Regions from separate parts of the Mus musculus genome. Here regions 2 and 3 are each linked to region 1. Evidence: chromatin loops called from intact Hi-C (ENCODE). Cell type or tissue: heart. All regions are shown on one strand. Region 1 has its middle 12 kb from the start of Mex3d. Region 2 has its middle 12 kb from the start of Tcf3. Region 3 overlaps Rexo1 (REX1, RNA exonuclease 1).

What was found. A loop is a pair of places that touch in the nucleus more often than their neighbours do. Peaks named below come from ENCODE experiments on the same cell type or tissue, not always from the same donor. Only the 100,000 strongest peaks of a DNase experiment are listed, where the experiment ranks them.
Region 2: it touches region 1 in a loop (5-fold over the local background); 8 of 42 quality-filtered maps call a loop at or near these places.
Region 3: a loop joins it to region 1, with 2.4 times the contacts of the local background. A loop is called at or near these places in 3 of 42 quality-filtered maps.

What each region holds. Positions count from the first base shown.
Region 1 is chr10:80,371,881-80,379,880 of GRCm38, reverse strand. No RefSeq gene overlaps it. Among named protein-coding and RNA genes, the nearest start is that of Mex3d, 12 kb to the left of the region's middle. In heart, CTCF peaks have their summits at 1,952 (motif pointing right), 3,528 (motif pointing left) and 5,567 (motif pointing right); DNase peaks (open chromatin) are centred at 3,500 and 5,607; H3K4me3 peaks cover 269 bases; H3K27me3 peaks cover 1,251 bases.
Region 2 is chr10:80,441,832-80,449,831 of GRCm38, reverse strand. No RefSeq gene overlaps it. Among named protein-coding and RNA genes, the nearest start is that of Tcf3, 12 kb to the right of the region's middle. In heart, no CTCF peak of the experiment used is centred here; a DNase peak (open chromatin) is centred at 3,411; H3K4me3 peaks cover 362 bases; H3K27ac peaks cover 713 bases; H3K27me3 peaks cover 4,123 bases.
Region 3 is chr10:80,548,218-80,556,217 of GRCm38, reverse strand. It overlaps Rexo1 (REX1, RNA exonuclease 1), which reads left to right. Exons shown (of 15, transcript NM_025852.3): 2 at 5,153-6,885; 3 at 7,685-7,786. Gm31057 (predicted gene, 31057) reads right to left here. Exons shown (of 3, transcript NR_168571.1): 2 at 2,889-3,014; 3 at 837-2,231. Among named protein-coding and RNA genes, the nearest start is that of Gm31057, 5.3 kb to the right of the region's middle. In heart, a CTCF peak has its summit at 7,345 (motif pointing right); a DNase peak (open chromatin) is centred at 7,487; H3K4me3 peaks cover 563 bases; H3K27ac peaks cover 2,945 bases.

The DNA.
Region 1 (8,000 bases):
GTTTTATTGGGGTTACAGGAACAAAAATGAGCCAAAGACAGCTGCACCACCAAGGCCCACTCAGCTTGTGTGACAGCTCCCAAATCTGGGAACCTGAAGCACACCAACCTTCGCCTGGTCCGGTCACACATGCCACTCCCCTTGGTGGTTTTCAGCTCCCCGACCTAGGGGGAAGCTCTGCTTAGTCTGCTTCGGCCTTTCCGGACACAGGACCCTAGAGGGTCAGAAACTTCTGCCTCCTCCTCGGCCATGGTTCAACTCCTAAGGAGGAACACGCGGCAGGTTACAGAGCCCATAGGAAAGCCAGGCATGAAAGGTGACAGGCTATCAGATACATGGCGCTCAGCCAGAGAAGGAAGAGGCAGGACATCACACGTCGTCGTATGCCCCGTCTATAGGAGAGGGGTCACTCCTAAGACCTACATCCTACGCTGGGACCTGAGGGGCTGGGCTGTTTGAGGTTATGTTCACCGCCACACACAGAAAATCCCAAGAACCTCTCTTGGGACCTTACTGTCATGGGGGGGGGGGGCAGTCTTTCTAGGAGCAACGAAGGTCCTGGAGGGTGAGAGGTGTGGAAGCCCACGCATGCCTTTAGTCCCAGCACTCCCGAGCCAGAGGCAAGAGGATCTCTTGAGTTTGAGGCCAGCCTGATCTATAGAGTGATTCCCAGGATAGCCAGAGCTACACAGAGAAATCTCGTCTTGAAAACCAAAAAATAAAAGGGGGTCAGGGTGGAGGTCACCCTGGCTTAGGGCACCAGGTCCCGTGTGTGTGTGACAGGTGGTCTGAGGGAAGAGACCCTTGAGGCCACTCACCTGGATCTCAGCACTTGGTAGACTGAGGCTGGAGGATGGTCAGCTCAGGGCCAGCCTGGACTACATGAAAACCTGTCTTAAGGAAAGAAACGAAGGAAGCAGGGAGGCTTGGGTGGGCTGTGGCTGGGTAGAGTGCTTACCCAGCATGCATGGGACCCTGGGTTTCAGAGCCAGCACTGTATAAGTCAGGCGAGCTGATGCAGGCCTTTTTATTCCTGCATGCAGGACGCTGAGGCAGGAGGATTAGGAGTAGACAGTGAAGCAGTCAGATAGACACAGGGTGAGCCTGAAGTGACAGGGACGCACCCCAAGGACACTCAGCCTTCAGCCTTCAAGATAACGGAATCAGCCCGTCGTGCCCTGATGTTTCAATGGCTCCACTGAGACTCTTTGTCCCCGCAGCCCTGACCAAAGAAACTAAAATTTGGAAGGCACAACAGCGAGTGGTCAGCAGCAGAGGGTGGCTGTGGCCGCAGGGCAACGGCTGGATAAGATAAACTGTACAGCTGACAGCACCTGCAAGCTGCCACAGTTTGGAAAGGAAGAGAGTGACCCGCAGGGGGTCGAGGACAGGCAGAGCAAATTGGCTGGTGGAGGGAGCCTTCAAAAGGAGGTGGGACCTGGGGACCTGAGTTCCAAATGGTGTGTGGCTGCAGGCATATGTGGGAGCGGCTGGTGCCACAGCAGTCGCAGGGAGCTCAGAGGTCAATCTGCAGGCCCTGGCTCTGCCCATCCACCCTGTGTCTGGGCAGCAAACTAGGTCCTCAGGTTTGGAGGCAAACACATTTCCCTGCTGAGACAGCTCACCAGCACTTTAGTCTGTTATATTTCTTTACTTGCCTTTTAAAAACATCATCTGGAAACCGGGCGTGGTGGCGCACGCCTATAATCCCAGCACTCAGGAGGCAGAGGCAAGCAGATATCTGAGTTCAAGGCCAGCCTGGTCTGCAAAGTGAGTTCCAGGACAGCCAGGGCTATACAGAGAAACCCTGTCTCGAAAAACCCAAAACCAAAAAACAAACAAACAAACAAACAAACAAAAAAACCCAACAACAAAAAACCCCATCATCTGATTTAATATCTATGGCATTTTGCCTGCATCTCTCTGTGCATGTACGTGCAGTACCGGCAGCAGCCAGAAGGGGGCGTCGGTCCCCTGGAGCTGGAGTCACAGAAGGTTGTGAACCCCCATGTGGGAGCTGGGAACCGAATGGATCCTCTGCGGGAGCAGCTGGGTGCTGTAGCCGCTTGCCCATCCCTCCCGTTCTCCCTGAGGTGTCCCCAGACCCTGAGCCCTGGGACCACAGGCCGACACTTCTCCTCCACTTCTGGTTAACATCCAGGTGTTGACATAGGCGAATCAGGGCAACACAAGGACAAACTGATAAAAACACTGGGATCCCAGAGCACAACACACACACACACACACACACACACACACACACACACACACACACACACACACACACACGAAAAACGTAGCATCGGCCCTCCCCTTCTCACCATCTTTCTGGTGCTCAGGAATGTCCTGGCAGATGCTCTCAGGAGCGTCAACGCTGAGAAACAGACAAAAGTCAGGTCTCAGGTCCTCATCAGTCGCCTCCAGAGTCTCTGTTCACTCCCTATCGGTGATAGGGAGTGAACAAAAGCATGGTTGCAGTGGTAGATTTGACATCCATCACTGCTGAGCACGGAGCTGGGGAAATTGTGAACCTCCCAGGCAGGTTGAACAAGTGTGGAGCAGTCAGCCCTAGATTTGCTGTGCAGCTCAAAGACCTTGAGACAGGGCAGAAGACCCCAGTGTGGATTCACTGTGCTGACACCCTCAGCTGGCATTATGGACCGTGAAGAAGCAAGACAGAAAGGAACACACGGGAGGGAATCCTGGGATTCTTCTAGAGATCTAAAACATAAATAAAAAGCCTCTGAGGAGGCTGGAGAGATGGCTCAGTGGTTAAGAACACTGACTGCTCTTCCAGAGGTCCTGAGTTCAATTCCCAGCAACCACATGGTGGCTCACAACCATCTGTAATGGGATCTGATGCCCTCTTCTGGTGGGTCTGAAGACAGCAACAGTGGTGGCACACGCCTTTAGTCCCCTGCTAACTATAATCATTTCACGATAAATGACACAGGCAGAGATCAAGCGTTGGATTCTATAAATATTTCTACTAGGGCCTGGAAGATGGCTCAGCAGGTGCAGGAGCTTGCTGCCAAGCCCAGCAACGTGAGTTCAATCCTCAGGACCCACATGGTGATAGGAGATAGTGGCTCCAACTTGTTCTCTGATGCCGGGCAGTGGTGGCGCACACCTTTAATCCCAGCACTTGGGAGGCAGAGGCAGGCAGATTTCTGAGTTCGAGGCCAGCCTGGTCTACAGAGTGAGTTCCAGGACAGCCAGGGCTGCACAGAGAAACCCTGTCTTGAAAAACCAAACCAAACCAAACCAAACCAAACAAAACTTGTTCTCTGACCTCCCCATGATCATACACACAACAAATATGGATTTACGTTTTAAATTTTATTTGCTTAAGAATTCTATGCTAAAAAGTTCACTCACCTCAAGGCCAGCCTGGTCTACAGATCTAGTTCCAGAACAGCCAGATTATACAGAGACCCTGGATCAAAAAAAAAAAAAGGCGCCCTGGACCTATCTTCTGTCGCCCCCGTGTGGCCAAAGCGGCACATAACACCTTGTTCACAAGCACAGCTTGCACTTCCAAAACTCGCCACGCTGGGCCCTGTTTCACCAAGCAGCCCACAGTGAGCTGAGCCTCTGCCTGCTACAGGGCCCTCTCTGATGTGTCCCAGGCCTTGTCTCTTTCCCCAGACTCTGACAGTAGTAACTGGAAAGTGGTTTTTTGTGGGTTTTTTCTTTTTCTTTTTCTTTTTTTTTTTTTTTTTTTTTTTTTGGTTTTTCAAGACAGGGTTTCTCTGTGTAGTCCCGGCTGTCCTGGAACTCACTCTGTAGACAAGGCTGGCCTCGAACTCAGAAATCCACCTGCCTCTGCCTCCGCTGGGGTTAAAGGCATGTGCCACCACGTCTGGCTGTTTTGTTTTTGTTATTTTTTTAAATTAACAGATAAATTTATTCTTCACTTATTTACTACACCTGACTGCAACTTCCCTTCCTCCTAGCCCCTACAACCTCCGCTCCTCCCAGGCGCTCCAGATCCACAGTTGCTCCACTTCCCTTCAGAAAAGAGCAAGCCTCCGAGGGATATCAACCAAACACCACATAGCAGGTTACAAGATGGGCACAAACATCTCATATCAAGAATAGGCGAGGTGACCCATTACAAGGAAAAGCTTCCCATGAGCAGTGACAACCCCACTCCCGCATCACCACACATTTGCAGAGGACCAAGTGCTGACCCATGCAGGCTTAGAGCTTCAGTGTCTGTAAGCCGCCCTGAGCACTGATTGACAGATCCTGCGGGACTTGGTTTATTATTATTATTATTATTATTTCAGTTAATTATTTTTTCTTCAGATGGCATCTCATTATGTAGCCCTGGCTGTCCGGGAATTCTCAATGTAGACTAGACTGGCTAGTCACAGACATCCCCCTGCCCCTGCCTCCAGAGTGCTGGGAATAAAAATGTCTACCACTAAGTCTCATTTCATAGTTTTCAGTAGAAACGCCTGTGGCTTTGTGTGCAGAACTCCTGGTTGGGAGTGCCATAGCTTCATGATGATCCACCGCTGCCACCCTAGCACTCGGGAAGCCGAGGCAGGGGGATTTCTGAGAATTCAGGATAGAGAAAAACTTGGTCTCAAAAAGCAAACAAAGAAAACTGATTCATCACAATGGCTCAGGGGCACCCGAGTTAGGTTCCCAGAACCCACGTGATGGGAGAGAACTGGGTCCTGCTCCCTACCCTCTGACCGACATGCATGTTAGCCCACATCAATGACAATGCTCACCAACAGGGCCAGGGCAGCAACTGCAGAGCTTACCCAGCACAAAACCATGAGTTCCATTCCCAGAACCTCCGAAGCCCTGTGTGGTGGCACACGCTTGTGATCCCTGCACTGGAGAGATGGAAGTCAGAGGGTTGGAGGTTCAAGGTCATCTACTACTTAGAGGTATCAGTGACTTCACTGTACAGAGGGGGAAACTGTGGCTTCTAATTCACCCTCTCTCCCCCTCAACCGCCAGACATTTGTAAAACTGCCATTAAAAAAAAAATCTTTAATCCCAGCACTTGGGAGGCAGAGGCAGGTGGATCTCTGAGTTTGAGGACAACCTGGTCTACAAAGTGAGTTCCAGGACAGCCAGGGCTACACAGAGAAACCCTGTCTCAAAAAAAAAAAAATCTCAGAGCTGCAGAGATGGCTCAGTGGTTAAGAGCACCCACTGGTCTTCCAGAGGTCCTGAGTTCAGTTCCCAGCAACCAAATGGTGACTCACAACCATCTGTAATGAGATCTGATTCCCTCTTCTGGTGTGTCTGAAGAAAGCTACAGTGTATTTATATACATAAAATAAACAAAATTTTTAAAAAAAGAAGAAGGCCGGCCTGGTCTATAGAGTGAGTTCCAGGACAGCTAGGGCCACACAGAGAAACCCTGTCTCAAAAAATCAAAAAAAAAGAAAAAAAAAAAAGAAAAAAAATCTCCCCTCATGCCACAAAGTCACCTTTAATCCCAGCAGTTGGGAGGCAGAGGCAGGCAAATTTCTGAGTTTTTACATGCCTGAGTGCTTTTCAGTATGTGTATGATCTGTGTGATACACTTCCTACAGAAGCCAGAAGATGGCGACAGAGCCCCTGGAACCAGAGTGACCGCCAGTTGGGAGCTACCCTAGTCCGCTACCTAGTCCGTGCAGGTTGTGGGGGTGGCTTAGCAGGGCGCTTCTTCACCCTCTGCGCCTTTGCTTTTCTTTCTTTCCTTCTTTCTTTCCTTCTTTCTTTCTTTCTTTCTTTCTTTCTTTCTTTCTTTCTTTCTTTCTTTCTTTCTTTCTTTCTTTCTTCTTTTTCAATGCAGAGTTTTGTCCTCCTGAGCTAGGGGACACTATTGCAGGTTGTTGTCTTCGATATCCTGGGCCCTACAGAGTGCTAAGCGCTGACCCTGGCCTCTACTCACTCCATGTGGGAACCCCCTGAGTCCTGACAGCCCAAATGTCCCCAAAGTGTTCTTGGAAGGGCAGAACCACCCAGCTGGATCCCTGGACTTACAGAAGATTTTTGTCACTTCCTTTTCTTTCCTTCCTCCCTCCCTCTTTCCTTCCTTCCTTTTTTTTTTTTTTGTTTTTTCTTTCCTTTTTTTTCTTTTTCGAGACAGGGTTTCTCTGTGTAGCCCTGGCTGTCCTGGAACTCACTCTGTAGACCAGGCTGGCCTCGAACTCAGAGATCCACCTGCCTCTGCCTCCCAAGTGCTGGAATTAAAGGCATGCACCACCATGCCCGGTTCCTGTTTGTTTTTGAAACAGGGTTTCTGTGTAGCCCTGGCTGTCCTGGAACTTTGTTGCCTCTGCCTTCTGGGATTAAAGGCATGCGCCAGCACTGTCTAGGTCCTGGTTTTAAAGATTTGTATGAGTGTTTTCCTGTATGCTCTGGGCCATGATGTCCAGAAGGGGGTGGTGAATCCCTTGGAGTCACAGATGGTTGTGAGCCTCCACGTGCTAGGAACTGAACCTGGGTCTTCTAGAAAGGATGGCATGCTCTTTTAAAAAGACATTTCTTTCTTGTTTGTTTGTTTATTTGTTTTGTTTCAAGACAGGGTTTCTCTGTGTAGCCCAGGCTGTCCTGGAACTCACTCTGTAGACCAGGCTGGCCTCAAACTCAGAAATCCTCCTGCCTCTGCCTCCCAAGTGCTGGGGTTAAAGGCATGTGCCACCACTGCCTGGCAAGATATTTATTTCTTTTATATGAATACACTGTCGGTCTGTGTCTTCGGACACACCAGAACAGGGCATCAGATTCCAATGTGAGCCACCATGTGGTTGCTGGGAATTGAACTCAGGAACTCTAGGAAGAGCAGTCAGTGCTCTTAACCGCTGAGCCATCTGGAAGCTGTGCTCTTCATGTTTCCCCAGTGATCACAAGACTGCCTGGAGGTTTCTCCATCTGCGAGGCCTGAAGAGGAGCCAGGAGAGGAGATCAGGCACTACCCACCACTCTGCACATCCCTGCCTGTGTCGGGGCCTCTCCCTGAATCTACAGCTGGGCTGGAGGCAGCAAATCCCAGAGCTCCCTGTCTCCTCCCCACACTGGGATGGAGATCCAGGCTGGTTATGTGGGTGTTGGAGATGCAAAGGCATCTATCTCCTCATCCTAGTCCCGGAAGTGCTCTCTCCGTTAGCCGCCTCCACAGCTCCAGTCTTTGCTTTCACAGAACAGGAGCTAGGTTCTCTGCCCTTCACCCAGGTGCCCAGGCTCACTCACCCAGCTTGTCTCAGCCCCTCTGGTGGCAACAACTCACTGCAGGCATACCCTCTCTTAGCTCTTTGTCAGGACCCACAAGGAGGAATAAATTGGTCTCTGTGCAAAGGAGGCGTCTTGTGAAGCCCAAACTGGCCTTGAACTTGCAGCCTAGCCCAGGATGAGCTTGGGTCCACTTCCCGAGTGTCAGGGTGACAGGTCTGTGTCATTTCTCCAGGCCAGGGATGAACCTGAGACCTCAGCTACAGCCTCACTTCCGTTTTCCTTTTTAATGTCTGAGACAGGGTTTTGCTCTGTAGTTCAAGCCTGGAGCATGTGATCCTCCTGCCTCAGCTGCGGGAGTGAGCATTGGGAGGTGTGTACTGCCACACTTTTGGCTTGGTTTTCTTGACTCGCTGAAGCGGGGTCTCGATGTATAGACCTGCTTGGCCTGAGTCCTCGGCTGATCTTGAACTTGTGGCAATTATTGTGCATCCAGCTTGCAGGCACGTGCGACCAGGCCTGGGTCACGGATGTTTATTGCTTGGTTGGAACAGCTAAACAACACCAGGTCAAACCAGTTTGAGTCAAAATGTCCCTTACTTCCCCTGTGTTTCTCCACATCCCCGCCAGGTTCCCCACTGCTAAATAGAAATTTCAGTTCTGGTCTATTCCAAGAAATCCAAGATACAGTTATGTCCCACTGAGACTTCCTGTGATGCAAAGTCAAAAGACAGACTCGACAGACTCAACTCAGAAATCAGCTACAGAAGGACGCGGCTCAGCAGTCTGCCCTCCTCTGATGCCACAAAAGCACA
Region 2 (8,000 bases), 70 kb before region 1:
AGAGAGAAGAAAAAACAGAAAGAAAAAAGATAGAGGTGTGGCTAGAGCCGGGGTTTGGGCTTAACCAGCAGAGGACCTGTTTCCTGTTTGCTTAGCCTGAACAAAACCCTGTCTCCCCCCCACCCCCCACCCCCAGTCATCACAGAAACCAGTCCTGGAGATTCACCCCTGTCATTCCAATACTGGGAGGTGGAGGCAGGAGGATCTGGAGTTTAAGGTGGCCTGGACTACATGAGACTTTGTTACAAAAATACACAAAAATAAATTGAAGGCTTCCATCCTCCATCTGTGGGGGCCTCTGTTTCCCCACCCTGGACAGACAGGTGTTTGTCTTTAGACTCCTTCCAGATGAACAGAAGCCAGCATAGAGGCTGCTGGCTGCTCACAGGGAACCTGATGTCTCCTGAGCTCTCTCTGTGCCCCCCCCCCATCCTTGGTCAGTCCCTTGTCTGAAGGGGACACAGTGATGGACCCCTGAGGGGCAGGTGAAGGCAACTCAGCTCCTTGGCTGGCGACAAAGCATCAGGGACCCTAGGAAGAAATCCGTGAGGGACTGGTAAGGTTCTGCCTCCGGGTGGACTAGGAACCTTAGAAATTGTGGAAGAACACAGGGTTCTCCTCATACCCAGAGGCGGGGCACCCAAAGTGGGGCCTGTACTTCTAATCCAGCTGTGCATTTATTGGGCTCCTGCTGTATACAGGGCCTTCTGGCCATCTCACCTAGGCAGTGAGTGTTTGGAGACCAACAACCTCCCTTAAGGGCCTCAGTTTCCCTTCCTGTGAAATGGGATTAGTTTCTTCCATCCCAGGCACACACTGAGGATGGAGACTGTTCTGAAGTGCATCCCATCCCTGCAGTGCTCTGGGACCACACAATTATGCAAGGATTGCTGTAATATCCTGGCCTCACCACACAGACTAAGTACTCAGCAAAGGCACGCATTAACAGATGCAGCCACTCTGCCTCAGTTTGCAAATTTGTAACACCCTCCCTAGGACCCAGGGAACATGGGATCTAGAGAGCCACCCCCACCAGGAATGAGCCTCTAGTACCCCTGTAGCCATTTACAAGAAGCCCTCCCCCTTCCCAGGCCCCCAGGCTGCCGTTCTCAGCCCAATAATCTAATCTTGTTTCCAAGGCTCCCGATCAATAACCCCCAGGCAGCGCCAAAATGAGGCTCTTAAAGGGCCAGCAGCCTGCCTGGACATTGGGGCCCATTCCCTCAGCTTTATTCAGCAAAAACTGTCCTCCATGGCCCCCACCCGCTTGCTGTGTGGCCCCAAGCCAGAGGCCTGACCTATCAGAAATGTTGGTGCCTATAGGACTCCATCTATGGGCTTGCCCAAGGAGGGAAACTGAGGAAAGATGGTGGACATTGGCTTGTGCCCTCTTGTGTAGCCTGCCTGCCTTCTGCCCTCCCTACCCTTCCTCCTGGGCAGACCCTCATCCCCAACCCCTATCCCAGGGTTTATTCAAATGCATTTATTGGGAAAAGGCCAGCCCTATATGCCTCCTGACCCAGTCCCCTCTCAGCTTCCCATACCAGGGACCAGCAGGAGCCAGAGTCCCCTCCATAAAGCCCTCCACACTTGCACCTCTGTCTTGGTCCCTGGAGTGACCAGCTGTCTGGAGATGCAGAGGTGGGCGCTCCTGGGGTCAGCAGGTGTGGAATACGCAGGAAGCAAAGAAGGAAAGCTGCCTCTGAGCTAGGCTGACAGAACCTTCCAGAAATGCAAATGGTAGCCTGCTCAGGAACAGCAATGGTGAAATCTTGGTGGATTTTTCTAGAAGCATCTGTGGTTGGCTCTCAAGAGATCACAGCGATGGGACTGTCAAGAAGACAGCCATGCTGACTGCTCAGGGGATACACAATGGGCCTGCGGGTCACTGGAAGCCATTGACCCCCCTGACCTGGCTTAGTGGCCAGCAACTGGGATTAAGGCTGAGCCTCCCTCCAGCCAGCCACTGTCCACATAGCAAGTGGCCAGGTCTGGAGCAGAGTCTAGAGATCACAGAGGCTGGGTGTATGGGGAAACGGAGGCCTAAGGAGAGCCACTGATATGCAGGCGCCCACCGACTCTGCTCCGACATACTCCAGGGGCTGCCTAAGGCTCCTGACCTGATCCTACAGGTCCTCCCTGACACCCTAGCTGATCCTCCACCTGACCACCTTCTGTGTCCAGTGTAGGGACTGCAAGGGTGAGCTGTGGTCGATGATACAGCTGACCTGGTGGCTGCTGTTGCCAAGGAGATGGCCTATGGTCACCATGGGTGACGACAGACATGAGCGGGAGGAAGAGAGGGTGACCAGAAAAGGCAGGACCCACATCAGAGAATCTGGACAGCTTCCTGCCTGTGCACCCCTGAAGACTCCAGGAATGGCCACTGGTGCACACCTGGAGATCCGCTGGCCAGTCACAGATAAACTCCTGTCTGCAGGGTCGACCAAGCAGGGCATTCTACATGGAAGGCCAATGTCCCAGGACCCTGCGGGATGAACAGCAGCTCAGCTTGCTGCATAGCCAAGAGCCCACTCCTCTGGTTCCAAAACTGATCTCTGGTTGGCAGAAGTTCCCTGGTGAAAAACATGTGGAACTAAGGCGCCGCGGGGGCGGGAGGGGGACGCTCCGTTATACAGCCTGTAATGAGTTAGGTATCTGAATAGTTTACTGGGTGTCTGACTTTAGATACAAAGGAGACACTCAGCCAGGCGTGGTGGCACACGCCTTTAATCCCAGCACTTGGGAGGCAGAGGCAGGCGAATTTCTGAGTTCGAGGCCAGCCTGGTCTACAGAGTGAGTTCCAGGACAGCCAGGGCTATAAAGAGAAGCCCTGTCTCGAAAAAAACAAAACAAAACAACCACTCCAAACAAACAAACAAACAAACAAAACAAAGGGGACACTCCAGGCATGAATCTGGCTTCCCAGCAGTGACAGGCCTCACATGGAGGAAGCTTCACAAAGGTGGAAATTGGGACAACACAGATAAACTGAGGCATGAACTATGTTCCTCTTCGAGGTTATGAGCTGAGGCAAAAGCCATGGGAATATGGGGGTGGGGGTGGTGGGATCCTGGAGCTGTCGATGTGCCTGCTGCAGCCGGTCAGTCCATCCAGTCAGTCCATGAGAACCTACTATTCACACAACATCGTTCCCAGCATAAGGATCGCCCAGAACAGATGACATGGGGGTCTTATGCATGGAAGTGAGACTCTGGGACACTAATGTGCCCAACATGAGTATTCACGCACCAACATGCTGTATAAGAACAAGCCTGTTAAGATTCTCTCGGTAGGGGTGGATCGGCGTGGACGTCGCTTGTGACATGCACGAAGTATATGAACACGTGAGCTGAGCTCGGTGCCTACAGGTGCCTTTGCACAGGTGCCTTTGGGTACACTTACGAACTGCGCTTGCGCACACCGAACAGCGCGCTGTGCACTCTGGAGCGTTTCTGAGCGTCGTCCGCCATCTAGTGGACAGATGCTGAACTGCCGCCCCATTCTGGAAAACTTGGGACGGGGGTCCCAGTGCTGCCTCTCACGTCCCTTCTAGGGGACAGTGTTTGCCATGGTTTCATTGGACTAAGAACAGGAAAGAACTGGAACAAGATTAGGGTCTGCAAGGGGTCAAAGGCAGGGCAGACAGAAAGGACACCCCCATCCCTCGCTTCTGGGCTGATCAAGTCGCAGGGAGCAAGCCAGGGAGCAGGGCTCCTCCACCGCTCTGCATCAGCTCCGACTTTGAGTTACTGCCCTCACTTACCTCATGGTAGACTGTACATTGTAATCTGAAATAAACCCTCTGTATGTGACACACAGCCACAGACAGAGATACCACTAGGTGGTGTCTCCTGCACAAGTGCACACAGGAAGACCAGGAACCCCATTCCATTTCTTCCCAGTCTCCTGGGAGTCCAGCAGTCTGGATTAGAGTCTGTGTGACCATAAGCATGTGGCCTTACAGTTCTGTGCCTGTTTTTAAATGGTCTAAGGTCACCAAAGGGACCTTTCCAAAGATAGCTGAGGTCTGGGGGCATATACAAAGGCCCTGTGCTCCAAGGCTAGGCTGAACTTCCAGGTCTCAAGGCTGGGCTGCTGAGGGGCCCGAGACTTCTGTCCTGAATTCAAGATGTGGAGACATTTGTGGGATTTTGGGGACCTAGGACCTTAAGGTGTTTCAGATGGATTCTGGGATTCTGATCTCTGGTTCTCAACTTTCAAAAGGAGGAGGAGGAGGAGGAGGAGGAGGAGGAGGAGGAGGAGAAGGAAGGAAGGAAGGAAGGAAGGAAGGAAGGAAGGAAGGAAAGAGAAAGAAAGAAGAAAACTTCAGAAGTTGGTTTCCATGCTGGGAGCTGATTGGATGTCCCAAAGTCAAGGTGGGAAGAGTGGCCCCTGTGAGCCTCAGAGGGGAGTTATTCCCAAGGTTCCCAACAGGACAATTCTCAGGGCCAGAGACCCCAGAATCTGAGGCTACACCCCAGGCCAAGTGAGGATGGCCAGCCCCACCCCCTCAGTTCCCAGTGATGAGTAGCAAAAGTTGCGGCTGCCCTGACTGATAGGCAAACATGCAAATGAGGCCCCACCCCCACTTTTCCACAGTGAGGGTCTGTATGAGGTTAGGGTGTCTCTGTATGGAGGGGTGTAGATCACCTAGAGGGCTTTAGAGGGACAGCCCCTCCCCCTCCCTTCACCCCCTGCTGTGGGAGCCCAGGCAGCTTGGCCAGTGGTAGCTGAGACACTGTGTCTGTCCAGCTCTGGCCTGGCCTCACCTGGCCACAGGATCCAACCTCACCACAGCTTGTAATGTCTAAAAAGGGGACCCTGTGTGATCGATTCTCCCCAACAGCCAGGAACCATGAGATAGGAACAACCCTGTCCCTGGGCCCAGAAAACTTCCTGCCTTCCCTGGAGCAGGCTGCACAAGGTTGCCAGTCTGCATCCAGGAGAGGGACCTTCACCTCAGGCCAGCCCGGCTCAGTCAACCACACAGAGCAGAGCATGGACAGGATAAAGCCACAGAGGCCAGAGCAGACTAGACAGAGAGACACAGACAGACAGGATAGCAAAGGGAGATGTGGGATAAAGACAGACACACAGACACACAGAGGGGGCTAAACACCCGTCATCCCAGTTCTCTAGAAACAAAGGCAGGAAGATCATGAGTTCAAGGTTATCCTTGGCTACACAGCTAGTTCAAGGCCAGCCTGAACCTACAGGGTGGTAGGGAGCTCTACAGAGGCCATTCCCTCTCCACCTGGCCTGGTGCCAGCCACCAGCTGCTGCCTCGGTTCCCCTCCCCCTTCTGGTGAGGGTGGGTGGCCCAGCTGCTGCAGGCCATGCACCACACACCACTCTGAGCCCCTGCAGCTGCTGCCCTCCCTGCCCAGGACCCCAAAGTCCACTGCCCAGAAGCAGGGGTTGTGTGGGCCTTCAGACTCCTCCGGGAAGCTTCTGTCTCCTCATCAGTGAAATGGAAACATCCATCTTCCTCCTCTCCCCCAACTGAGCACAGGGGCCACCAAGGGTCTGCAGGTCACCTCACGAGGTGTGGAGTAAAATCAGCTAATGAGGACCACTGAGAGGGCTCAGCGGGGAAAGGGGCTTGCTTCCAAGTCTGATGACCTGAGTTTGATTCCTAGAAATACCTGGTATGAGGAAAAATCTAATTCTTGTGTGTCCATGGCACATGTGAGCTCACACATACACACATGGATTAACTGTAGTAAACTTTTAAAAAATATCTAGCTGGGCGTGGTGGCACGCGCCTTTAATCCCAGCACTCGGGAGGCAGAGGCAGGTGGATTTCTGAGTTCAAGGCCAGCCTGATCTACAAAGTGAGGTCCAGGACAGCCAGGGCTATACAGAGAAACCCTGTCTCGAAAAACCAAAAAAAAAAAAAAAAAAAAAAAAAAAAAAAAATCTGATAACTCAGCAGATGGTGCAGGCCAGGGGGTAAGGGACGTGGCAGGGTTACTTTGGGGTTGGCAAATGCAAAGGTCCTGTGATCAGCAGAGACAGGGCATCCAGTGTCCTTGGAAGATAGCCTTGAATGCCTGACCCTCCTCCTTGCATCATGCCTGGCCTTCAGCTTTGGTATTTTGGAACAGGGTCTTAATCTGTATGTAGCCCAACCCAGCCCAGAACTCATGACAATTCTCCTGTCTCAGCCTATGTCACAGAGCTTACGTGTTAGACTGGAACTCAGAGCTTTACCCAGGGGCCATTTGTGGCTGGTAAGGAGAGGGACAGCCCTGTCCTCTAACCCGAGTGCCAGGACATAAGGAGGTGACAGAGGTGTGCAGGTCTGCAATCAGCCTCTCCTTCAAGCATTTTTTGTAAGATTAGTTATTCAAATATCATATTAATGTGTCTGTGTGGGGGCCACACGTGCACAAGGTCCTCAGAGGCCAGAAAAGGGTGCTGGATTACCCGGAGTTGAACTCTGTTGGCTCTGGGCTGTGATACAGATGCGGCCATCAGAAGTCCAGTCCAGTGGAAGAACAGCAGTGCTCTCAGCCACTGCACATCTCTCCTGTCTCCTGAGCCCTGGCTCTTGCAGCCCACTTCCTCCTCTGTGACCCTAGGGGCACCCCCCTAGACTCCCAGGCTCCTCACAGGGACTGCCCCTCCTTAATCCCCAGACACCTGCGGGGCCCCAGTCCCCACAGTTGAGACTCAGGATGCCCTTGAGACTTCCCACAGCCTGCTACTTGGCTATCAGTGTATTACTTCCTCTGTCTAAAGGACATGGTGGCCTATCTGTCTCCCCAGCACATGGGAAGCTGTGGCTGGAGGAGATGGCCTTCCAGGCCAACCTGGGCTACATAGTGAGACCCTGCTCCCCAACACCCCCTCCCAAAGTGGGGAGGAAGGTGGGGGGGTGTCTTAGTCAGGGTTTCTATTCCTGCACAAACATCATGACCAAGAAGCAAGTTGGGGAGGAAAGGGTTTATTCAGCTTACGCTATTCACACTGCTGTTCATCACCAAAGGAAGTCAGGACTGGAACTCAAGCAGGTCAGGAAGCAGGAGCTGATGCAGAGGCCATGGAGGGATGTTCTTTACTGGCTTGCTTCCCTTGGCTTGCTCAGCTTGCTCTTGTATAGAACCAAGACTACCAGCCCAGGGATGGTCCCACCCACAAGGGGCCTTTCCCTCTTGATCACTAATTGAGAAAATGCCTTACAGTAGGATCTCATGGAGGCATTTCCTCAACTGAAGCTCCTTTCTCTGTGATAACTCCAGCTGTGTCAAGTTGACACAAAACTAGCCAGTACAGGGGGTCAATCAGTAAAGTATTTGCCACACAGGCAGGAATCTGAGTTTAAACCACCAAATCCACATAAAGGGATGAGTATGGCTTTGCACACCTGGAGATAGGGCTGGAAGGTCCCCAGGGACTTCCTAGCCACTCAGCCTAGTGGAACTGGGGAGCTCTGTGTTCTGTAAGAGGTCCCATCTCCAAGCCCTAAGTTGGAGAAAGTGGGATGACCTGGGACCCGCCTGGCGGATGTGAGAAAGGAGACTCACAAGCTACCCTCTCACCCTGACATTTGCACTGTGGAGCTTGTGCACACACACGCATGCACACGTATGCACAGACATGCACACGCATGCGCATGCATGAGATAAATGAAGACATTTTATTTCTCTATCTATTCTTTAATTTACTTGTTTTGAGACAAGTTCTTGCTATCGAGCCCTCTAGATGACGCTGGCCAGGAACTCAGTCTATATGGAGATCCGCCTGCCTCTGCCTCCCAAGTGCTGGGATTAAAGGCCTGCACCACCACCAACCAGCTAAGTACAAATTTTAAAATAGTAAGTCAGCGAGCAATCAGGGAAGACACCCCATGTGGACCTCTGACCTTCTGACCTCCTCAGGCAAACACACACGGGTACCCAGAAAGATAAATAAAAACAGGACAAACAAACTCATGAAACGTCCCAGAGAGCAAAGCCTGCATAAACCAGCTACAGCTCGACTTTCCAAATCGA
Region 3 (8,000 bases), 180 kb before region 1:
GAACTCACTTTGTAGACCAGGCTGGCCTCGAACTCAGAAATCCGCCTGCCTCTGCCTCCCAACTGCTGGGACTAAAGACGTGTGCCACCATGCCCGGCAAAGATTTTATTTATTATTAAATACACTGAAGCTGTCTTCAGACACACCAGAAGAGGGCATCAGATCTCATTACAGGTGGTTGTAAGCCATCATGTGGTTGCTGGGATTTGAACTCAGGACCTTCAGAAGAGCAGTCAGTGCTCTTACCTGCTGAGCCATCTCACCAGCCCTGAGAGGCAGGTTCTTGTCATATGGCTCCTAAACTTTATTTTAAGATATTTTTTTTTGTTTTGTTTTTCGAGACAGGGTTTCTCTGTGTAGACCTGGCTGTCCTGGAACTCACTTTGTAGACCAGGCTGGCCTCAAACTCAGAAATCCGCCTGCCTCTGCCTCCCAAGTGCTGGGATTAAAGGCGTGCACCACCATGCCGGGCTTTTTTTAAAGATTTATTTTATGCCTATGAGTATGCTATAGCTGACCAGAAGAGAACCTTGGATCCCTTGTGAGCCACCATGTGGTTGCTGGGAATTGAACTCAGGACCTTCGGAAGAGCAGTCAGTGCTCTTACCTGCTGAGCCATCTCACCAGCCCTGAGAGGCAGGTTCTTGTCATGCGACTCCTAAACTTTATTTTAAGATTTTTTTTTGTTTTGTTTTGTTTTTCGAGACAGGGTTTCTCTGTGTAGACCTGGCTGTCCTGGAACTCACTTTGTAGACCAGGCTGGCCTCAAACTCAGAAATCCGCCTGCCTCTGCCTCCCAAGTGCTGGGATTAAAGGCGTGCACCACCATGCCAGGCTTTTTTTAAAGATTTATTTTATGCCTATGAGTATGCTGTAGCTGACCAGAAGAGAGCCTTGGATCCCTTGTGAGCCACCATGTGGTTGCTGGGAATTGAACTCAGGAGCTTTGGAAGAACAGTCAGTGCTCTTAACTGCTGAGCCATCTCTCCATCCCTTAAACTAGGTTTTGAAGGCCAATATGAGTTTGTCTAGTGGCTGGAAGATGCCAACAGAAAACTCTGCTGACATGCTGACTTGATATCCAGCCTTCTAGAAAGGTTTTGGTGACTCTGAAGTGCCACTGGTTGCTGTGGGATACTGTCTTGTGTAGTGGGAAAGGCTGGGACTGAGCTCATCCTGGTCTTCTGTTAACAGGGTTCCTGCAGCTGCAGTGAGCTGTTCATCTGAGGACTTGAGAGTTTGTGTGTTGAGAGTCCTGGGACTGGGAGTCCTGGGTCTGTCCATTGAGTGGGAGGTGGGCATTGGGGCAGGTCCCAGACCTGAGTGGGTGACAAAGAGAACCTGGTTGGGGACCTTGCCATAGTTCTGAGCAGAAACCGTCATGTGGAGTGGTGGGGGCAGGGCTGCATTTAACCGTCTGAAAGCCCCACATGACCCCACCAGCCTCCATGACAAGTGACAAAAGGACCGTGTTCACATAATACTGGCCAGCATGCTCTTCCTCTGAAGATGCAGGGCCCTCAGTCGCCAGCCTGAGCTCTGGTGAGTTGGCAACTTGGGCCTGGGAGACATCCTGACTGGGTCTCTGCTGGTGTCAGGGTGGGGCATAGAGGGCCCTGGCCATCTCCACTGGGATCCAGTTAGGACGGCCAGGCTGGTCTTAGAGAATTTTCTTTATTGGCTCACAGCCCTTGTGGACCATGGGAAAGGAAGGCTACCTCTTGCCTTGCTCCAGGATATTAGCATGTGGCCCCACCGCCTTACCTATCAGCTTCTCTTCTGGACTGTCGGGTGACCATGGAGGCTCCATGGCTGTTCCTGCCTCAGAGAGCCCAGCATCTTAGGCATGGAGGGGGCACCCCTTGCATCCCACTTAGCAACTCCATCTGCTTGGAAGCCCTTGGCATCCTACAGGGCTGGCCTTATGGAAAGGGAGGGCTCTGAAGGATGACCTGGGGACAGGGATCCTCGTAGGGTAAGACTTGCTGTGTGCCTATACTGAGGCTGAGCAGCACTTCCTAGGCTCTCCCGCCCTCTTCTGTGGCCAGGTCTCACACTTGTGTGCAGCTTCCCATAGCTCTCTGGCGACCTGCTGCCGACATGTGTGGTCTCTGTGTGTGAGCCACTGAAGGTGACCTCGGAGTCTGGTCCTGCTTGGATGACCTCATGTGTCCAGTGGTGCTGAGCTGAGGGGCGTGCCTGGATCCCAGTGTAGGGTGGAAAGGGTCAACCTAGGAAAGATGGATCACAGTCCTCTGTGGAGACCTTTGGGCTGTATGGCCATCCTTGGCTTGGCATTCAGGACCATGCCCGGCAGAACGCATCTGAGACAGCCCAGCGTGGACTGGTTCTCCCAGCACCTCGCCCCAGCACCCCTTGCACTGCCCGCTCGCCTCTCCTTCCCTCTGTCTGAGGAGCACCCTTTTCCACCTCCAGGCTGGGAGCTCTCTTATCAGAGCTCTCACTGAGCCAGGCCCCAGCAGCCTCTTGGCCTTTATCAGCCTTTTGGCCTTGAGCAGAAACCTCGGGTGCTGGTGCTGCCCAGGGACTGACTTCCTGTTGTCAGGAGAGGACCAGTGTGATGCTGCCCCTGAGACTGGTGCCTCTGGCGTGGCCTGTCAGAGGTCTAGACAGATGTGTGGAAGGAATTACCCAGGACAGTGCTGCTTAGCTGTATTTGGGTCATTCCTCCCATAGACAGGCTGACCAGGTGCCGTTTCAACCTGGGGACCCCAGTTTCCTGTCCAGCGCTCTCTCTGTAGCACTAGTAGGGTGATGGACCATTCCATCACTGCCCAACCTGGGACTCAAGGACCCTTCCCTATAGGTGGGGGATCCCCAAGAAGATAACCTTTATAGTGTGAACTCAGTCACCTGTGTGGACCAACCTGTCTCCCAAGAAGCAAGGTTGAGTGTCCACGCTTGCATAGAAAGGCCCATGCCTTCCTTCTGCAGTCCTCCCGCATTACTGTTCGTTGGGCTGGTGTGATCCTCTTGTCTTAGTCTCCTGAGTCCTAGGACAGTAGGTGTGCATTCAGGCAGGGCCTTGCTGGCAGGGGCTCTGGGTGCAGTGGTCAGTTCAGCCTTGGTTGAATGTTTTAGTTTCTAAATTTTTCCTCCTTTCTTCCTCCTTCATCCCTCTCCCTCTCCCCTCCCCGGGGAGGGGGGGGGCTTTGGGTGTGCTAGACAAGTTTCTTTTGAGATTGTGTTTTGCTAGCTTAAGATGGCCTTGAACTTCTGATCCTCCTGCCTCAGCCTCCTGCATGGCTAGCCCACTGCCTCTGATCCTTAGAATGTTACTTTTTAAGAAGCCAGCCCAGTCAAGCCTGGAATCTCACCCTGGGTCACCCCAGCACCTGGGAAGTAGAGGCAGGAGGATCAGAAGTTCAAGGTCACCCTCAGCTGTACATCCAGGCTGGCTAAGATTTATTTTTGTTTGTTTTTTTTTGTTTTTCGAGACAGGGTTTCTCTGTATAGCCCTGGCTGTCCTGGAACTCACTTTGTAGACCAGGCTAGCCTCGAACTCAGAAATCCGCCTGCCTCTGCCTCTACTGGCACAGTAAGATCTTACATCAAATAACTAAAGGGAAAGTCCAGAGAAGTTGCCAATTCTTTTCACAGGTCCGTGCGAGTTTGACCCAGCCTCTGCCCCTGCCTCTCAGCAGTAGGGCCCCGCCCCCTCCGTGAGCCGTCTTGTCTCATCCCCTTTCTCAGCAAGAGAGGTTCCCTTCTCTCGTCCTTCAGGAGGTGTGGGCTCCCCTATTTGTCTCCTCATTATGAATGTGTGTCTGCATGGGTGTAGTGGGTACCCATGGAGGCTGAGGTGTCATCCCCTGGACTAGACATGTAGGCTTGTAGGTTGCCTGCTGTGGCTCTGGCTGGCTCCAGCCCCTCCCTTTCAGGTGCTTTGTGAAACAGTGAGGCACAGGAGGTTCAGGTGCCAGCTCAGTGGTGAAGGCTGAGCACTGGAATGAATTAGTTAAATCGCTTTGGCTCCTGGTGGGTCGAGTGGGTGCTGCACCCAAGAGCTCTCTGGATTCTCAAATGAAACACACACACACACACACACACACACACACACACACACACACACACACACGCCGGGTGTGGTGTCGAACACCTTTAATCCCAGCACTTGGGAGACAGAGGCAGGCGGATTTCTGAGTTCGAGGCCAGCCTGATCTACAGAGTGAGTTCCAGGATAGCCAGGGTTACACAGAGAAACCTTGTCTTGAAAAAACAACAACAAAAAAACAAAACAAAAATCTGGGCTTGCTGCTTTGTGCTTGTGATCTATGCTCTAGGGGAGGTGGAGCCAAGAGGATCTACTAGACCAGGAGTTTGAGCTAGCCTTTCAACCAGTGAGACCCTATGTCAGTCAGAATGACACATTCATGAACCTGAGCTTGCCAAGGCTGCCAGTTTAACCTCCGTGCACTCGGCTGGGGATGGTGCTACAGGCCAGTCCAGAGCCTCACACTGCTTGACTCCCATCTTAGTGCTCTCCAGGGAACCTCTTTTTGTACCCCCTTTGATACAGGATCTCATGTTGCCCAATCTAATGTTGAACTCATTCTGTAGCTGAGTATACCTTTAACTCCTGATCCTCCTGCCTGTACCTTCCTAGAGCTGGGTGATGGGCATGGCCACCACACCAGTACATGCGGGGATGAAGCCTGTGCGTCCCCAGTAGTGCCCTACCCACTGAGCCCCAGCAACACACACACACACACACACACACACACACACCTCTGCACAGGTCCTAGAGTAAACTGGGTGATCCCACCACAGCAGTGTTACAGTGTCACAGTGGTGTTACATTGTCACAGCAGGGCTTCTTGAGGCCCAAGCCTGGTATGCAGTAGGTTCTGGACTGCTGGTTCTCTTTTTATGTTTTTGGTTTTTTTTTTTTTTTTTGGTTTTTCGAGACAGAGTTTCTCTGTGTAGCCCTGGCTGTCCTAGAACTCACTTTGTAGACCAGGCTGGCCTGGAACTCAGAAATCCGCCTGCCTCTGAAATCCACCTGCCTCTGCCTCCCGAGTACTGGGATTAAAGGCGTGCGCCACCATGGCCAGCTGACTACTGGTTCTCTTAATTTGCACATCTCTAGCAAACTTGCTCAGTGGCTGTTCTGTGTTCTCTTCCCTTCCAGGGCTTGGCTATGACCCGTACAACCCAGAGCTGCCCCAGCCTCCTGTGCAGAGGGAGAATGGTGCTCTGGGTCAGGGTGATGGCATGCTGGAGCTGGAGCTGGTCAACCAGGCCATCGAGGCTGTGCGCGGCGAGGTGGAGCTGGAACAGAGGCGCTACCAGGAGCTCCTCGAGACTGCACGGGGGCACAGTGCTGGGCCTTCAGCCCTGGCGCCTTGCAGCCCTGCCACAAGCATAGATGACGATGACACCTTCTCATTGGCCCTAACTTACACGCCGGGTGGCCTGCTGAGCCCGGATGCTGCCTACCAGCCCACCCCACTGGCTGTCCCTGCCGAGCCAGGGCACAAGTACTCACTGGCCCCTTCAGACAGGAGTCAGGGCAGAGCTGCAGGAGGTGCTGGTGCCCTGGAGTATGTCCCCAAGGCTGTGGGCCAGCCGCGCCGCTGTGGCCGCCCTGTGTCTGGTGGCAAGTATGTGGTGGATAGTTCAAAACCTTCAACAGATCTAGAGTATGACCCACTGTCCAACTACTCAGCCCGGCACCTTGGCAGGGCCAGTGCTAGGGATGAGAGGGCCACCAAGAGACCGCGGGGCTCCAGGGGTGCTGAGCCATACACTCCTGCCCTCAAGAAGCCCTGTGACCCCTTCGGTGGCTGTGAGGCCAGGTTCTCAGACTCAGAAGATGATGTGACCAGCCCCCCAAAGGCTGATGTTAGCAGCCCCAAGGCTGGAGCTGACCCTGAAAGCAAGGCACCTGGGAAGCCTGTCTCCAAGGAGGGCAGAGAGCATGAGGACGGTGGCCTGCGGGGCACCAAGGAGATGGCTGTGCAGTATGACGTGGAAGACCTTGGGCAGCCCCCCAAAGCACCAGACACAGTGTCTGTGGTCAAGCCTGGCTCCCCAGCCAGGGCCTCTCAAGATGCTAGGGTCCCCAAGGAAGGTAAAGCCAAAAAGAAGAAAAGTGGGACATCAGCCAGCCTCAGCCACAAGGACAAGGTTCGCAAGAAAGACAAAAAGAAAGAGAAAGACCCAGCCAGGCCCCGAGGGAAGGAAAAGGTGTGTACGGACAAGAAGAAGCTGCCAGCCAGTAACCCCAGGGGGAAGGCCCAGGGGCCTGAAGGGACCAAGAAAAAGCCATCCTCTGCGACCACAGTGGCCAGCTCAGGGAAAGGGGGGTCAGGCCGCCCCTCCAGCACGGGACCTCAGGACTCTGGGCCTGGTCCCCATGCACCACTGGCCTGGAAGGCTGGTAGTGCAAAGAAGATGTCATCGGGAAAGTTGGTGGAACGCAAGGCCCGCTCCCTGGATGAAGGAGCCCCCCAGGACACCCCTAAGCTCAAGAAACGGGCCCTGAGCCATGCTGAACTATTTGGGGATGAGAGTGAGGAGGAGGACTCAAGCCTGGGAGCGGGAGCACCCCGGGTCTGGCCCCCGACCCTGCCCAGCCTTAGCTCAGACTCAGAATCAGACTCCGACTCCAGCCTGGGCCTGGACGAGACAAAGGTGCCCAAGCGTCTCAAGGCCGCGCCGCCCGCATCCCCCGTGCCGCCCTCCCCATTGTCCTCCTCCTCCTCGTCCTCGGGAGCCAGCCAGTGTGCAGAGGAGGATGTGGACTACTCGGCTCTGGAGAAGGAGGTGGACTTCGATGTGGACCCTATGGAGGAGTGCCTGCGGATCTTCAACGAGTCCACCAGCGTGAAGACAGAGGACAAGGGCCGGCTGGCCCGGCAGGTGAGGGCACTGGCCTTGGCAGGCTAGGGCCCTTGGAGGGGACACTCAGTCCCACGGTCATCTCCAGCCGATTCCAGCCTCTGTGACCCAAGCAGAAGCCGCTCCTTCAGCGCCGGCCTCTTATAACTCCATTCAAAATTCAGGAACCCTCGGTGGCCGCCTGCTGCCCCCCTGCACCCTGCCCAGAATGAGGATGCTGGCTTTCTACCCACCCAGCCGGCTTCCCGTGGCAGCGTCCGACTGACTGTTCAGACTGACCGGCAAAGGGGTACCGGGCCCTCCCGCCCCACGCCTGCCTCACCACCTCCTGTCCCAGCTCCTTGGCCTTTCTTGCCCCTCTCCCCTCCTCCAGCTCTTGCTTCCTTCTAGCCACTAGGCCCCTTCCTCTCCTCACTCCCTGGCCTGCCTGGCTCAGGCCAGCCTTGACCCATCTGGTAGTCCCTCCTTCTAATGTCCCCATGCTGGCCACCAGAGGGCGCTTACCCTGAACAAACAAAGATGGACTTGGCCAGTTCCTCCCAGCCCCAGCCCCGAGGGATGCCCTTGACTGGCATTCCATATCTGAACTGTCATCCTGGGCTGGGTGTGGGGGCAGCAGCAGGGACACGCCCACTTGTCCTCCTGTCCACAAGGCCTGGGAGGCAGGTGCTGGGGCCCAGCCTTGGGCCGCAGGGTGCTGATCCTCCGTAGGGCTCTCATTGGCAGGACCGCGTAGGGTCTGGCGGCAATGAGGCTGGGTGGGAAGGCAGGGGTGTGACCCAAGGAGGCACCAGAGTGAGGAGTGCATGTGTGTTTTCAGCCACCCAAGGAGAAGGCTGAGGAGAAGACACATGCGGGCCTGACCACTTTGTTCCCGGGGCAGAAGAGGAGGGTCTCACACCTTTGCAAGCCAGGCAAGGAGGTAAGACCCAGATATGGGGATACAGGGCGGGCCTCTGGAGGAAGGAGATTTGCCACCACAGTTGGGCAAAGGACCCCTGCTGTCGGCCTTTGGTAAGCTGGTATCTGGGGCTTCATGTCCCATCCAGATCTGGGCACAGGAACAGTGCACGGAGGGGTGGATAAATCCCCATGGGTTTTAGAGTTGAGTGGGCAGTCCAACCTCAGAGCCCAGG